2 separate regions of the Homo sapiens genome follow, and region 2 is linked to region 1. The links are chromatin loops, found by intact Hi-C in ENCODE. Cell type or tissue: endothelial cell of umbilical vein. All regions are shown on one strand. Each heading gives the region's core, and the rest is flanking DNA. Links, peaks and the distances in the headings are about the cores only. Region 1 has its middle 5.2 kb from the start of CHN2. Region 2 overlaps CHN2 (chimerin 2).

Region 1 (2,914 bases), core at 87-2,586:
AGTTCAAGGATGCAGTGAGCTCTGTTGATGCCACTGCACCCCAGCCTGGGAGACAGAGTGAGGCCCTGTCTCAGGGAAAAAAAAAAAAGCATGGTGGGGGCAGGATCCTTGTTTGCCCAGCCCCTGTATTGTCTACCATACTTTGCATACAATAGGTGCTCAGTGGATGTTGTTCAATTGTTTACTCATTGAGTAAATGAGCAAATTAAGGACATCTGTAAATGGTTCTCTTGTATGCCAGTTCCTTTCCACGTTAGTAGCTGTGACCACTGAGCTACAAGACAATGAGTAACAACACATCTGCAGCAAAAGAAAGAACTTGACGGTCATGTAAGGATACTACCTTTGCTGTGATCAAAAAAGACTGAAACGGTGAAACATAAGAATAAAATCTTGATGGAGTAAATATTTGCAATCCCCACCCCACCCTCCTTCACCGGCTGTTACAATTCACATGATTTATTGTTTGCAGGGTAGCTCTTATGGTGGTGTAATTTGTTTATTTTGTTTCACCATTCTTTTGAAGTTTAAAAGCAGACAAGAAAGCACTGCAGGGTGAACGTGGCTGTCATAGCAGGAGCTGTGCTCCCTCACTGCAGGCATTCTGGAGTGTTTTTTAGTGAAGGTCATTCCCTTTCCCTGTGCTAAACACAGAATGAAATACTGTATTCCTTACTTTCAAGATTAATCCAGTGGTGGGCATTCACAGGAGAATAGCAGGGCTATTCGTCAACTAGCTTTAAATATTTTATGGCAAGTACTCTACCGTACCCTGAAAGTGGTCCTTTTGCCATCAATTTCTCAACATCAAAATGCTCTTTTGCTGTAGTGAGAAATATTTCGCTCTGTAGTTTAAGCCTTATTTCAAATACAAAGACACCTAGTCCTGAGAAAGAGAACGCATTGGCTCTTCTGAGGCAGGCGTCACTAGGGGCAGGAGCTGAGAAACCCGCTGTTTCCTCAGGAGGTGCACAGACGGCCCAGGATGGGTTAATGAGCAGGCAGCTCAGACGCCGCAGGTAGCGGCCCTGCCTCTGAACAAAGAGGAGTCCACACCTGGGGTGCAGACAAAGGGAGGCCGCCTCTGCTACCCAATTCCCAGTTCACATCGCCTGCTGCTGGGGACCCCTAGTGGCGGCACACGACGCAGGCACAGGTATTCCTGCATCGTCTTTCTCACTGAGCTGCAGGGGGGCTTGGGGGTATTGCCTGGAGTATCCTATTTGGCCACTTAGCTTGGGCGGATCAGATCGGCACATGCAGGCACTTAAGGCATGCCATCCGCTGCAGTCTCTTTGACTGGAAAGACAGAGAGGGAGAAGGGGAGTGTAGGGGGTGGGGGGCCGAGAGAGAGAGAGTTTTTCTTTCTGTTTGAAGAGAAAAACAGGATAGCATTCAGAAACTCATTGAATATGTTTTCTTCTGCATGTTGCACCTTCTGGCTTTGTTCCCTGACACTTCAGGTTACAAACATCTTTTCTGTCTTCAATGTCCTAAGAGAAATCTAGGATAAACTAAAGTGAAGCCAGCTGTAAGCCTGCTCTGGGCAAAAGCAGGGAGTGAGTTTGTTTTTCGTGTCTTCTGCGGGGGTTCCTATGGCTTTATGCTCTTTTTCTATGAAAATTTGCTTTCATAACGATATCCAATATATTCATTCTCTACTACCTGTTCATTTATTCAAGCATTCATTAATTCACTCAGTCATGTTGACTAAACACTCATTATGTGCCAGGGAGTATACGAGGCCTGGGGAATAAAGATATGAGGGAAACTGGCTGGGCGCGGTGGCTCACACCTGTAATCCCAGCCCTTTGGGAGGCTGAGGTTGGGCAGATCATTTGAGGTCAGGAGTTCGAGACCAGCCTGGCCAACATGGTGAAACCCCGTCTCTACTAAAAATATAAAAATTAGCCAGGCGTGATGGTGTGCGCCTGTAATGTCAGCTACTCGGGAGGCTGAGACAGGAGAATTGCTTGAACCCAGGAGGCAGAGGTTGCAGTGAGCTGAGATTGTGCCACTGTACTCCAGCTTGGGCGACAGAGCAAGAGATTCTGTCTCAAAAAAAAAAAAAAAAAAGGTATGAGGAAAACTATATCCTTGCTGTGGGGGATCCTACAAAACAACCTTGACTCCTTCCTGTGACATTTACATTTCAACTGGGACAAATTTTTAAAATAGCTATAGAAATGATTTCTGTTTGGGAATTATAGCTATTATCCATGCCGGTGACGACTTTCTTTTCAGCAGTTTTGTTGTTGTTGTTGTTTTTAACAAAACGTCCAAAATCAAGCCTCAAAGACTATTTCTAGACAGCTGGCATTTTCTTATCCACAGTTTTAGCTTGTCAGCCCAGGGAACCGAGCAGATCCTGTACTCTGAATGTCCTCTGCCTTCACTCCCCAAGAAAATCTGAATCAATATTTTCATTTCTTTCCCTGTAGCAGCTATACGTTCAATAACAAAACAGAAATCCTCTTTTTTTTAAAAAAAAAATAAAAAAAGGAGAGTAAATGGGCATTGAAGGAAAGCTAACAGACACAATATCTGAGCCAATCTTCTGATACAGAAAACATATTTTGGCCTTTTACAAATATTCCAGATTGTCTGTAAAACAAAGCATGAGAAAATGATTCTAGGAAAGTTTAATATGTATTTATGGAGTCAAAAAGACCTGGGCTTCACTCCTAGCTTGTCATTTATTAGCTGTGTGACCCTGAGCAAATTATTTAATCTTATATTCTTGGTCTCTAAAATGGGTTAATAATCCCTATTTACAGACTTTGTGATGATGGAATGAAGTGATAGATGTAATATAGTGTCTAAAGCATAAAAGTCCAGTTAGGAACTCTAGGTGGCCTCTGTTCCTTAGAGCAAAGTATAGCGTGCTCACATCTGCTTTTCTGGAGTAATCTGT
Region 2 (2,914 bases), core at 88-2,587, 66 kb before region 1:
ACAGTGGTGTGACCAAGCCAAATGGAAACCAGGGCTAGGATGGACCACACTTAGAGCCATCTGGCAAATGGCCTCAGTGAGGGTTGGTGGTCATTCACGGTACTCAGGTGTGGTCAAGGAAGATGGTGGCCAAGACAATGGGTGAGTAAACCTATTTTCTGGTGGAGGCATCTGAATTTCAGACCAGGCAGCCTGGGAAAGCAGGGCAGGTTTTTAACAGTAAGCCTAGTTGACAGCCCCAGTCTTAATTGCCAAATGCTCTGAAGGAAATCTATTGCCTTACTCGGGATGTATTTAAAGAAAACTCATGCTACCCAGATGGCCTGGGCTCCAAGAAAGTATCACATACATTGCTTAGGGTTTGTTTCCCCCAATGACAAAAGGAATTTTCAGCCAGAACTCCTTGCTAATACAAGGTCTTTGGTTAACAGAGGGCCCTGTAGGTAGGTTTGGATCGTGGTGGGGGGGCGATCGGTTCCTCCTCAAATACTATAGAATTGGCTCCCTGGCCTGCCTAAGTTCCTCTAGGTTCCCTACCCTGGAGCCCACATGGACAGCTTTCAGAAGATCATCGAGATCACCTGTGCCAGACCAGCCTGATGTAGCCATAATTTACCTTGACTAGAAATTGAACTTTAAGTCCTTGAACAAATGATCCATGAGCACCAGCTTCTGGCAGAATATACTGGGGAATGAAAAGATCCACCCAGCTTCCACCACTTCTTTGTAATGAGGTCAGAAACGAACAACTAAATCACCTATAGGCAAGCTGCACTGCATACACCCAAAAATCACAAGGTAAAGGTTAAAATATTGTACTTGTGTTAAAATTGAAAGAACAAAAAATGCCCGTTGCTCTTCTTTCGAATGTTCACATACAAACCTTTTCTTATCAAGAAAGAACACTTGAAATCGATAAACATTAAAACTATGTGAGAATGAGTCATTACACTCCAGCTTTATTAGAGATAAAGTGTTCTCATACTGTCACATGATTCAGTGATTCTGAAATAGACTGAGAAGTTATCTGGGGCTTGAGGGCATATGTCTCATTCATTCACCCAAAAACACCTGGCACACCCATGGCATTTAAATCAAGTTTATGACATGGCAGCCTCTCACTGGGTCTAGAGCTGACCACAACCTAAAGGTGAAAGCTCACTGTAACATCACACCTAATTGTTTACATGAAATGAACGAAAAGAAAGAAAAAAGGCATGTGTTACAAGTCAAATCACTCTTGTCTGAGAAATGTCTGCTCTGGCTGTCAGGAACTTAAATACCAAAGGAAAGGTAAATTGGATTAAGTTACATTTGGAAGAGCATTCCAGTAAGAGGCTTGGTAACTTCTGATTGCATTTAATAGCATTAAACTGAATCAGTTTCTAGATAATGGTTTTTGCATACTGCAAGTTGCATTGATAGATTCTGTCCTTACAGAAGGTATACCTGTGTAAAGGACTAAGATGAAATCAGCCTGCAAAGAGAGAAATGATGTCAGTAAACCAGTCCAATTCTCCACAACTGCCCATAAAAAAGGATATATAAAAGATGAGAAGGGAGACATCAATCATGGCTGTTTGTTTGTTTTTATAAAAAACCCATTCTGAACTTGAGTCACCCAGCTTGCCGTCTTGGCTGTCTGCAAGGTCAGTTCCAACTAACTGCCCAGTTGTCCCATTGCCTGTATCACACAGTCTATAAAACACAAACCTAGATTGAAAAGAAAGACAAGAGAAAAAGAAAACCCCCAACTAATATATATATACATATTTTTTTAAGAGATCACTCAGCTTCTTCCTCTGACCTCATGGCTGGAAGGTTCTAACAAAGGCTTCTCAGTGTGGAGGGTGTTCCGTCTCCTCCTTGCCTCGTGATTATTCCTTCCCACGCCCCAAGATTTAGGACTGGCTGGGGGTCACATGGGCCAGGCCACAGGAGCCCTGCCTTTGTCATCCTGACTCTGCCGGGATGGGGCTGGCTGGGCTCTGAAGTGAGCTCGATGGCCTTCCCTGGAGCCACATGCCTGTCTGAAACTGAGTGCCTGAGACAGTGACCAGGCAAAGGGAAATGCAGAAGCAGGTCTCCCTCTGCACACAATCCACCGGGCATGTCCAGGGAAAATTACTTCCACCCCTCTCCTCTTCTGCCCCTCTCTATGACCATCAGTAACCCACTGTCCATTCTTGGGTGCCTGTCTGGCAGGCTCCTGGTGTAAATGGACCTGAACTCTTTCCTGTGTTCCCCTGGTCTTCCAGTACCTCCTCCCAGTGGTCTCACCACTCTATGACCTGCACGCTCTCTTGGTAGGACAACTGCATGCCGTTGCTCAGAATGACTTCTGTGCTAGACAGGGTGTTGCTAGTTGAGCACTCTGACCAATCTCCTTTAAGCAAACCTGCTTGAACTACAGAAACTGGAAAGCTAAAAACTACATTTCCCAGACTCCCTTGCACAACAAGTCTAAATGTGACCCAGGCTCTGAGGAGCAGACACATTTACATGACATTTGAAAGGAGACGGTGCCAAGCAGTGGCTGTACAGAGAGATTGGCCCCTCCTAGAGACCTAGTATGTGTGATTTTTCTGGGGCAGCTCGCAGAGATTCTCATGTCCAGTCCCCGGTAACCAATGCTGGGTGTGAGTGGTGGTGACAAGGGAGTTACTACTGGAGCAGTCGTGGTTCTCTAAGGTCCCTAAAACCCTGTCATAAGTCATTTTCTGCTTAAACTCCTTAGAGCGGCTTCTGTTGTCTGCAACTAACAACATTAATCAAAACAACTTCTTACCTTATACCTTAGGTTTTTTAATCCTTAATGTAGTATCTCCTCCTCATTGTTACAGAACGTGCTTGAGATACATGCCTCAAATTTCACTTGAGAAAAGGCAAGTCTCAGTTACTTTGAATATGTTTT

What was found. A loop is a pair of places that touch in the nucleus more often than their neighbours do. Peaks named below come from ENCODE experiments on the same cell type or tissue, not always from the same donor. Only the 100,000 strongest peaks of a DNase experiment are listed, where the experiment ranks them.
Region 2: a loop joins it to region 1, with 4 times the contacts of the local background. A loop is called at or near these places in 6 of 110 quality-filtered maps.

The regions. Positions count from the first base shown.
Region 1 is chr7:29,188,111-29,191,024 of GRCh38, reverse strand. It overlaps a transcript of CPVL not described here and a transcript of CHN2 not described here. Among named protein-coding and RNA genes, the nearest start is that of CHN2, 5.2 kb to the left of the region's middle. RefSeq lists an enhancer at 1,059-1,208. In endothelial cell of umbilical vein, for the core only: a CTCF peak has its summit at 1,123 (motif pointing left); a DNase peak (open chromatin) is centred at 1,124.
Region 2 is chr7:29,254,369-29,257,282 of GRCh38, reverse strand. All of the region lies in intron 1 of CHN2 (chimerin 2), which reads right to left. Among named protein-coding and RNA genes, the nearest start is that of CHN2-AS1, 47 kb to the right of the region's middle. In endothelial cell of umbilical vein, for the core only: no CTCF peak of the experiment used is centred there; DNase peaks (open chromatin) are centred at 1,042 and 1,572; H3K27ac peaks cover 311 bases.